2 separate regions of the Homo sapiens genome follow, and region 2 is linked to region 1. A link is an interaction called in ENCODE POLR2A ChIA-PET data of the cell type or tissue named here. Cell type or tissue: A673. All regions are shown on one strand. Links, peaks and the distances in the headings refer to the core of each region. The heading gives the core; the rest is flanking DNA. Region 1 has its middle 67 kb from the start of FREM1. Region 2 has its middle 170 kb from the start of TTC39B.

Region 1 (5,374 bases), core at 218-5,217:
TTTTTTTTTTTTTGAGACAGAGTCTTGCTCTGTCACCCAGGGTGGAGTGCAGTGATGCGATCTTGGCTCAGTGCAACCTCTGCCTGCCAGGTTTGAGTGATTCTCCTGCCTCAGCCTCCTGAGTAACTGGGACTACAGGCACCCGCCATCACACCGAGCTAATTTTTGTATTTTTTGTAGAGATGGAGTTTCACTATGTTTGCCAGGCTGGTCTCAAACTCCTGACATCAGGTGATCCATCCGCCTTGGCCTCCCAAAGTGCTGGGATTACGGGTGTGAGGGAATCACATTTTATACTCCCTTCAAAATACAAGTGTGTGAAAGAACTGGTGTTTTAATCCAAGAGTGTAAGAATGATTTCAAACAAATGGCACCCTTTACAAATCAACAAGAAACTACATAAATTTAAAAATTTCTTTTTTGGACACTTCCCATTTACTCTCTTTGTTTTCACAAAATGGTTAGCCATGGCCGGGCATGGTGGCTCACATCTGTAATCCCAGCACTTTGGGGGACCGAGGTGGGTGGATCACCTGAGGTCAGGAGTTCAAGACCAGCCTGGCCAACGTAGTGAAACCCCATCTCTACTAAAAATACAACATTAGCTGGGTGTGGTGGTGCGCGCCTGTAATCCCAGCTACTCCGGAGGCTGAGGCAGGAGAATTGCCTAGAACCCGGGAGGCGGAGGTTGCAGTGAGCCGAGATTGCACCACTGTACCCCAGCCTGGGTGACAGAGAGAGACTCTGTCTCAAAAAAAAAGAAAAAAGAAAACGGTTAGCCTCTTGTATGTGTATTTCATTCATGTTTATAAATTTACAACTTGGGCATAATACAAGTATTTGTTTTGTCTTTTCCCCATTTGCTTATATTACAAATGACACAGTCTTCCTCCATTGTCCTTTGTGGGCGTAGTTGGATGTCCCCGCTCTGGTATGAGCAGGCCAGGGTTCAAATGCTGCCTTTGTTGCATACCAACTGCAGCTCTGGCATGTAAGATGGTAAAAAACAAATAAAACCACCACCTGTACAGGACCGTTGTGAGGATTAATGAGATAGTGTCAGTTTAAGTGCTCCCTAACTGGTAGTTGTTGTTTCTGAGTTTATCAGGAAATCCCTTATCACGAACAATTTGTCTCCTTAATCTTTTTTCTTCCTTTCCTGCTTCAATATGTCATATGCCTCTGGCCAACCCATACTCCTGGCGGGCTACACGGTTGGATCTTGGCCCCTTCTCTAAGGCTTTTCTTGCACTTTCCCCCTGCCTATTTATGGGTGTTATAAAAGTTATTGCGGTTTTTGCCATTAAAAAAAAAATTGCACAACCGCAATTACTTTTGTACCAACCTAATATATGCTCCAGGCCGAGCTGAGAGGCGTTGGGGTGCACACAGGGAGAGGAGGACAGGCTGGCCTGAGAGTTAAGGGCGCCGGCCTCGCAGGGTCAACACGGCCAGCGGTCACGCAGGGAGGCGGAGTGGGGGCAGGCGACACAGGGCAGGAAGAGGGGAGGGCAAACCGGGTGCACATGGGGACTGTGGCGACGGCATGGAAGAGACAGCCGGTTAGAGTCTAGGCCCTCTTAGGCGATGAAGGGCAGGTGAAGAAATCCCGTTCTGTCTTCCTGCAGTCCTCCCTTGGGGAGCCCCCATCCTATCCTGCTCTGGACCGGGGCAGCTCCTGGAGGGCCCGCGATCGAGATGAGGCCTCCGAGCCGCCCAGAAGGGACTCCGAAGTGCGCGTAGCGAACCCCGCGGTTCCCACGCACCCCCTAGGGTGGGTGGGCGAGCTGGGCGCCTCCGCGCTGTAGCTGTTGGAAACGCGGTTGGCGGCAGGGCACAGCTTGCGGGGGATCCACGTCCAGGTCCCAGCGGAGGGGCCAAGCCGCGGGTTTCTAAGGGCCTGGCTGCGTTTCTGCGGTCACAATCAGGGGTCTTTGCTTTCACCCATCCCCTCCTGGAGAAATAACACAGCTTCTAATGCCTTGTCTTCAGTTGGGAACCTTTCTTGGGAAAGCTCCGCCTGCCGTTGCCCTTGTACCTACCTTCTCCTCTCTCCCTTTTCCTGAAGTGACTGCCCGTCTCTTGCATCGTGTTGTGAATGCTTTGAGATCTTGGCGCTGCAGCGGCATCGGAGATTGGATCCAGCCCATGGAGTGGTCCCCAGAGTCCATTTGTCTGTCCCCAGGGCAGGGACCTCGGAAGAGCAAGGGGGAGGAGCTGACCTAGCCGGCTGATCTTTGTGGCTTAGACAAAATTTAGAGCTTACTTGTCCTTCCAACCATGCTCTCAGATCAGGTAGACAAGATTAGCCTTACACTTAGGAGCGTTCTGGTGGAAGACTAGTGACTTTTTTTCTTCCTTCCTTCCCTTCCTTCCTTCCTTCCTTCCTTCCTTCCTTCCTTCCTTCCTTCCTTCCTTCCTTCCCTCCCTCCCTCCCTCCCTTTCTTCCTTCCCTTTCTTTCTCTCTCTCTCTCTCTCTTTTTTTTTTTTTTAGACAGGGTCTCACTCTTGCTCAGGCTGGAGTGCAGTGGCATGATCATAACTCACTGCAGCCTTGACCGAGTGGACTCAGGTGATCCTCTCACCTCAGCCTCCCAAGTAGCTGGGACTACAGGCCCACACAACCATGCCTGGCTAATTAATTTTATTTTATTTTTTTGTAGAGGCAGTGTCTCACTATGTTGCCCAGGCTGGTCTTGAACATCTGATATCAAGCTAGCCTCTCTCTTTGGCCTCCCAAGATGCTAGGATTACAGGTGTGAGCCACTGTGCCCAGCCATGACGTTTTTTCTTCTTTTTTAGCCTGAAGCTCTATCCCATGTCAGTAAAACCTGCAGCTAGTCTTTCCTGTCTTGCGGAGCAAATCTGCAGCAGTGCCGTCTTAGCTCTATTGTGAGGATCTGTTATACCAGCACCTGTTAACTTGCTTGGCATTTGGAGAAGCTAGGTAAATGTTGTGTGAATGAGTAAATGAACGAACCCAACCAAGTATGTCCCATGAGCCAAGTACAAGGGGAAGAGTGGACTTTTTTCCTGCTCACACTCTCCTTCATTGTTAGGAAAGGCACATTTTTCTACCCAAGGCGTAAACTCCAAGAGTGGATACAATGGACAGGTCAGTCACCTGTTAAGAGAAATGGAAGTTAAATAATTCATAACATTTTGATTTCAATCTGCTGTCCCACCGTTATCAGGTGTATGGCCATTTAAAGAAAATGAAGCTGGGGCCAGGCACGGTGGCTCATACCTGTGATCCCAGCACTGTGGGAGGTTGAGGCATGCAGATCACGTGAGGTCAGGAGTTCAAGACCAGCCTGGCCAATATGGTGAAACCCTGTCTCTACTAAAAATAAAAAAATTAGCTGGGCCTGGTGGTGCGCGCCTGTGGTCCCACCTACTCAGAGAGGCTGAGGTGGGACAATTGAGGTGGGACAATTGCTTGAACCTGAGGTGGAGATTGCAGTGAGCTGAGACTGCACCACAGCATTCCACCCTGGGCAACACAATGAGACTCCATCCCCACTCGCCCCCCACTCCCAAGAACAAAAGAAAAAAAAAGAAAATGTAGGTGGATTCTTTAATTGGGGGACAAAGGTTTAGATAATCTGCAGGATGGACTTTGAGATGTCTTATGTTTGGGGGATTTTCTTTCAAAAATTTAGTCTCCTAATTATGTGCTCAGGCTAATGTGTTTTTTTTTTTTTTTTTTTTTTGAGACAGAGTCTCGCTCTGTCGCCCAGGCTGGAGTACAGTGGCGCTATGTCGGCTCACTGCAAGCTCTGCCTCCCGGGTTCATGCCATTCTCCTGCCTCAGCCTCCCGAGTGGCTGGGACTACAGGCGCCCGCCACCACGCCCGGCTATTTTTTGTATTTTCAGTAGAGACAGGGTTTCACCGTGTTAGCCAGAATGGTCTTGATCTCCTGACCTCGTGATCCACCCGCCTCGGCCTCCCAAAGTTCTGGGATTACAGGCGTGAGCCACCGTGCCTGGCCTTGCTCAGGCTAATTTTTAACGTGAGTATTTATTGAGTAATTTTTAGGAGATGTTGAGACTAAGTTGAAAGAAAACGTAGCCCCTATGCACCATGAACCTAGAGTTTAGAGTTAAGTTGGAATAGTCAACTACGAAGGCTGCTGGGACAGTAGCAATGTTGAAATTCATAAGAGATCATTGTGAACTGGATGTTGACCCAGGATGCCTTGGAAGGTCATGGGTTAGGCCTTGAAAGAATGTACAAGGAGAAATGAATCAGGTGTTATTTTATTTTTAAAATTGTATTTACTTTTGAGACAGGGTCTCACTCTATTGCCTAGGCTGCAGTACAGTGGCCTGATCACAACACACTGCAGCCTTGATCTCCTGGGCTTAAGTGATCCTCCCGCCTCAGCCTCCTATGTAGTTGGGACTACAGGTACACACTAGTATGACCAGCTAATTTTTAATGTTTTCATATTTAATTAAAAAAAATTTTTTAAAGAGCATTGAAAATGATTTATTTCCAAGAGTCATGATTGTAGACAATGTGTGGTCAGTGAGTGGTTGCAAAGCAAATCATTTTTCTCCATCTGATTTGGAAGGCAGAAACACGGACAGGAAAGTGAGTTATTTGGCTTCCTCATCCCTGCGAGCATGTCAGTGCTTCTGTCTCCTCCTTCTTGGCCAGTGACTTGGTCTCTGGGCAGATTCTGTTCTTAAAAGGGTGCTGGTCAACCAGAGATGGCATATATGCAAAAGTGGCTTTTGAAAAAGCTCAGTGTCAGGCTGGGTGTGGTGGCTCACGCCTGTAATCCCTGCACTTTGGAAGGTCGAGGCAGGTGAATCACTTGAGGTAAGGAGTTCGAGACCAGCCTTCCCAACAAAATGAAACCCCATCTCTACTATAATTCTACAAAATTAGCTGGGGATGGTGGCACGTGCCTGTAATCCCAGCTATTCAGGAGGCTGAGGCAGGAGAATCGCTTGAATGCAGGAGGTAGAGGTTGCAGTGAGCCGAGGTGGAGCCACTGCATTACAGCCTGGGCTGTAATGTAATCCTTAGATATTATGAATAATATCACAGGGTGTAGTACACCCACTGTGATATGAGAAGTAATATCTTTCTTAGATATTATGAATAACATCATAGGGTGTACACACACTGTGACATTAGGAGTAATAGCTCCCTGAGATATTACAAATAATATCATAGGACGTATCCCCACTGTGAAATTAGAAGTAATATCTCCCTTAGATATTATGAATAATATCACAGGGTGTACACCCACTGTGATATTAGGAGTGATATCTCGCTTAAATATCACGTATATTATCACAGGGTGTGTAACTACTGTAATATTAGGAGTAATATCCTCCTTAGATAGTACAAATAATATC
Region 2 (5,374 bases), core at 53-5,052, 160 kb before region 1:
CTCCTGCAGATAACATCACTATTGTAGAACCTCAGATTGGCCTTTGGAGATATCTTTTCAGGATTTTTGCATGTCTGAAACTGATGGCTCAACCTGGACTTGCCAGTCTCTCCTGTGGCCCCACCCAGAAGCAACTCAGCATGCAGGGGGACAACTTCCCATACCCCTAGGACTGCACCCCCAAACAATCAACAGCAGATATCTATTGCCTAGCACCCCACCTCTTCCCCCAAACTACCTTTGAAAATGCTGCTAGCCCCCAAATGCTCAGGGAGATTGATTTGAATGACGCCATCTCCCACTCCCAGGTGTGGCTGGCCCTGTATCAGTCAAACTCTTTCTTTACTGCGGTGCCATAGTCTCTGTGAATTGATTTCGTTTGTGCAGTGATCAGGAAGAACCTGATGGGTGTTTATACCATCTTGAATTACCGGGCACAAGCAATCCTCCAGCCTCAGCCTCCTGAGTAGCTTGGACTGCAGGTATATGCCACCATGCCTAGCTAATTTTTAAATTTTTTGTACAGACAGGATCTTGCTGTCTTGCCCAGGCTGGTCTCAAACTCAAGTGATCAGTCCTCTTGCCTCGGCCTCCCAAAGTGCTGGAATGATAGGCATGAACCACTGAGCTCAGATGTATTTCTTTCTTTTTTATAGAGACGGCATCTTGCTATGTCACCCAGGTTGGTTTCAAACTCCTGAGCTCAAGCTCTCCTCCACCTTGGCCTCCCAAAGTGCTGGGATTGTGGGCATGAGCCACCACACCCAGCCCATATTTCTTAAAGTGTGGTTTGAAATTTAAAAAAAAAACAAAAAAAGGAAAAAAAACAGTCTTCATGTTCAATACCAGGTTTAGTAAATTATATGTTCATAATAGATATTATGCAATTATTATAAATAATATAGAATATTTAACAGCAGAAAAATGGCGATGATATTTTAAGTGGTAAAAGTGACTCCAAATCAGACTTTATGGGATGATTCACTTTTTGTAAAGATAGATAAATGTGTGTTTATGTATCTGCAATGCCTATAAGGGGGACTTGTTAGAATCAATTAAACACTGAGACTCAAGACTATCAGAGGATGCATTTGGCCCAGGCTGCCGTGGAAGGTGTCAGACAGGAACCACAGTGCATCTACAGGGCAGCATCAGGCATTCCTTTTCAGTGTGAGTTCTTGTGCCAGTACAGATGTGGTACAAGGAGAGGCAAAACACATTAGGCAGGCACATGGCTTGGAGGCCTCAAACTTCACAGTGGCTAAACACTTTTTTTAACAACTTAATAGTGTAACTGCTCAGTGGGTTCACCTTGCCAGCTGCCTAGACAGGGCCGATTTATCAAGACAGGGGAATTGCAATAGAGAAAGAGTAACTCACACAGAGACGGTGGTGCGGGAGACTGGACTTTTATTATTACTCAAATCAGTCTCCCCAGGCATTTGGGGATCAGAGTTTGTAAGGACAACTTGGTGGTTGGGGGGCAAGCCAGTGAGCCGGGAGTGCTGATTGGTCAGGTCAGAGGTGAAATCATAGGGAGTCGAGCTGTCTTCTTGTGCTGAGTCAGTTCCTGGGTGGGAGGCACAAGATCAGATGAGCCAGTTTATTGGTCCAGGTGGTGTCACCTGATCCTTCAAGTGCTGGGTCTGCAAAACATCTCAAGCACTGCTCTTAGGAGCAGCTTAGGTAGTGTCAGAATCTTGTAGCCTCCAGCTGCATGACTCCTAAACCGAAATTTCTAATCTTGTGGCTAATTTCTTAGTCCTGCGAAGGCGGTCTAGTCCCCAGGCAAGAAGGAGATTTTCCCTGGGAAAAGCCTGTTATCATCTTTGTTTTAAACTATAAACTATAAACAGGTTCCTCTCAAAGTTAATTCAGCCTATGCCCAGGAATGAACAAGGACAGCTTGGTGGTTAGAAGCAAAATGGAGTTGGTTAGTCCAGATGCAATTTACCAACCAAGGGTCATCTTTATCATTAATCAATGCTGCTTAGTATCACAGTTGATGTTCTACTTGTTAAGCAGTGAAGTACTGAGGTACTTTGTAGGCTTTGGTGTCCTGGGGGGCAGGGTTGGGGCTCCAATACTGACAGATCTTGGGGTAGCCATGGCTGCTGTAGCTCTGAGTGCTGGGAGGAGGGTGGTTGCCCAGGGTGCAGGTTACCTGTAAAGTTCTCATCTCAATCTTTACTCTGAAGTTTCCTTTGAGGCAATTTCCAAAGAGTCAAGAGGTGTGCAGTCCGGGCGCGGTGGCTCATGCCTGTAATCCCAGCACTTCGGGAGGCCGAGGCAGGCGAATCACGAGGTCGGGAGTTCAAGACCAGCCTGGCCAACACGGTGAAACCCCGTCTCTACTAAAAATACAAAAATTAGCTGGGCGTGGTGGCGGGCTCCTGTAATCCCAGCTATTCGGGTGGCTGAGGCAGGAGAATGGCTTGAACCCGGGAGGCGGAGGCGGAGGTTGCAGTGAGCCGAGATCCTGCCGCTGCACTGCAGACTCCAGCCTGGGCGACAGTGCGAGACCCTGTCAAAAAAAAAAAAAAAAAAAAAAAAAAGGTGTGCAATCCATGCAGTAATTTCTAACTGAGCTGTTTCCCTATTCCGTTGGTTCTGAATTAAGGGTCGTTTACCGAGGCCTTAATAGAAGTCCTAATTCATCAATCGAAGGCCCTCAGTATCTAATCGCATTTCCCGTAAGTTCCATTGCAGACGATCTTCTACAGCCAGTGACATCTGCTTTCTGGACCCTGTCATTATGGTGGCTTTTCTCTCTGCGGTGTCTGAGCCCCAAATGCTTCCACTTTGTATAAAACCCTCACTCCTTTGCCAAACCCTAAGACTCCTTAAGGCACAGTTAAGTACCTGCTCTACACAAAGCCTTCCAGACTCACCCCTCCCGTACCCGTAGCTGTGCCCTGCCAGGTCGGTTCATACCCCCTTTCTGAATTCTTTGGCGTGGAAACTCCTCGTGCTCCCAGGATTACCAACTGCTTTTTCCTTACTCCCCTAGCATTCTTTCCCCGTGAAGCCAGCTGTAGTACTGCATGTTCTTCAGTAGGTGGCAACCTTCACAAACAGAATTCAGGCGATTTTGTTGCTTAGCTTGTCAACAGGATAGAGCCCCTAACGAGAGGCGCTGATACCCAGAGCAGCTACCGCTGCTGAGCTTATTCACTAATTAGAAACATTTGCTTTCTTGGAGGCACAGAAACGTTCCTACTATTATTCTGTTTTGTGAGGGAAAGCAGTCTGAGCTGTTATTTAAGTGACTCCGTTTCCCAGCCACCTTGTGTGTAGAAGATCAGAAGATATCAAAGCAATGCTCCTCTTTGTATTTTTCCCCTCAAAGAATTGGGAGAAATCAAGATTTAAAAAAAATTTGAGTATGTGGTTTTTTCTTTTTACAAGATGATAATAATGTAAACTTTTTGTATGGAGTTTGTTATTGTTGTTGTTGTTTTGAGACAGGGTCTCACTCTGTTGCCCAGGCTAGAGTGTAGTGGCGTGATCTCAGCTCACTGCAACCTCTGCCTCCCAGGCTCAGCGATCCTCCCACTTCAGCCTCCCGAGTACCGGGGATTACAGGCGTGCACCACCACATTCGGCTAATTTTTGTATTTTTAGTAGAGACGGGGTTTCACTATTTTGCCCAGGCTGGTCTCGAACTCCTGGCCTCAAGTGATCCGCCTACCTTGGTCTCCCAAAGTGCCGGGATTACAGGCTTGAGCCATCATGCCCAGCCTTGTATGGGGTTTTTATCATTAACAATAGTGAGAAGGAGAGAATTTAAAAAACAAAAAAACCCAAAAAACAAAAAACCCAAGGCTAGACTGCTAATTGAAAACAAAGGTATATGAACAATTAGGTATATTATTCAGAATTCTGTCCTTTAAAAAAAATATTTGAGAATTGGCTGTGTTCTGACATGGAGAAGTTGGCACATAACATGGATACATTTGGCATACAGACATTTCTGGAATACATTTTCTGGAGTGATGACACAGGCATTATTGTACTTGAGATTACTCTTTCTCCGAGTTCACATCTTTTTTTTTTTTTAAGTCGGAGTTTCACTCTTGTTGCACAGGATGGAGTGCAATGGCGCGATATTGGCTCACCGCAACCTCTGCCTCCCAGGTTCAAATGATTCTCCTGCCTCAGCCTCCTGAGTAGCTAGGATTACAGGCATCTGCCACCACACCCAGCTAATTTTGTATTTTTAGTAGACATGGGGTTTCTCCATATTGGCCGTGCTGGTCTAGAATTCCCAGCCTCAGGTGATCTGCCCGCCTCGGCCTCCCAAAGTGCTGGGATTACAGGCATGAGCCACTGCGCCCGGTCCCGAGTTCACATCTTAATTATTTGTTGCCACTTCCTAAGGCATCTTGCTTGGAAAATTAGTGCACTCCTTTTCTTGTGTCCTTCCAGAACTTTGGGTCACCAGTGTGCATTTTACTTGTGGGAAATTTTCCTTGGATCATGCAACCCTTAATAAATATTACTTTTCCCTCAAATCATCTTCAAGTGTAATATAAAAAAAAGAGACTGAATTTTAGCAAGCAAATAGAAATATCTACTTCTAAATAGACACTGTGCTCTTCAAAGAAATCTCTGTGGGGTACCAGGCATTTCTTTTAATAATGATTTGGTGACTCAAAACATTTCCAAACTCCTCTTTTGGTCTTATTTCAGTGCTTGTTGCAATGGGACAAGGTCCGTTCTGGGGCCATTCCATGAATCCTCAGTTCTGTGTATGCTTTTGCATTCTCGTGCTCTTCAGGTGGCATTTATCATGTGAGCTTTGTATCATCCCAGGAGTAACAAATGCCTAATATCCTCTTGTTTACCCTCTCTCAGGATGGTTTTCTAGTATTCTCTCATTTGTACCTTCTATATAGAAGAATGTATTCCCTAAAGCGTTGGTATCTTACCTGAAAATGAATAATTCCTGTTGGACTCACCTACCTCCAAGGCCAGACATCTTCAGGATTAGAAACATAGTTTCTAATTTACACAACAAAATAATGTTTTTCATCACTGTAATCTCTCCCTATTCTTAATTTTGCCATCCTTTCAATGGAAATGTCATATTTTATTAGAGTGTTTATTAGAGAGTATTTTGACTCAAATCTCATTTATTGTACAATTTTTAGGTTAATTCTAATTTTTTCACAATATCCCTGGTTCTGAGACTATTATAGTCATTTTGGTCACCCCCAACACCATTTCAGTTAAATTTCATCCATACCTATTGCTTAGGGCAGATCAATTCAGTTAAATGTTCTTTTTGAACACCAGTTTGTAAGGAATGGTATGCCCTCACAGAAATATATCCTTTGCAAGTAGTCACTCATTTATTAATCAATAATTGGTT

The links. Peaks named below come from ENCODE experiments on the same cell type or tissue, not always from the same donor. Only the 100,000 strongest peaks of a DNase experiment are listed, where the experiment ranks them.
Region 2: POLR2A ChIA-PET joins it to region 1 with 10 read pairs; 1 of 35 experiments calls an interaction of 5 or more read pairs at or near these places.

The regions. Positions count from the first base shown.
Region 1 is chr9:14,974,640-14,980,013 of GRCh38, reverse strand. No RefSeq gene overlaps it. Among named protein-coding and RNA genes, the nearest start is that of FREM1, 67 kb to the right of the region's middle. In A673, for the core only: no CTCF peak of the experiment used is centred there; a DNase peak (open chromatin) is centred at 2,233; H3K27ac peaks cover 1,198 bases.
Region 2 is chr9:15,133,039-15,138,412 of GRCh38, reverse strand. No RefSeq gene overlaps it. Among named protein-coding and RNA genes, the nearest start is that of TTC39B, 170 kb to the left of the region's middle. RefSeq lists an enhancer at 1-144. In A673, for the core only: a CTCF peak has its summit at 3,044 (motif pointing right); a DNase peak (open chromatin) is centred at 3,082; H3K27ac peaks cover 830 bases.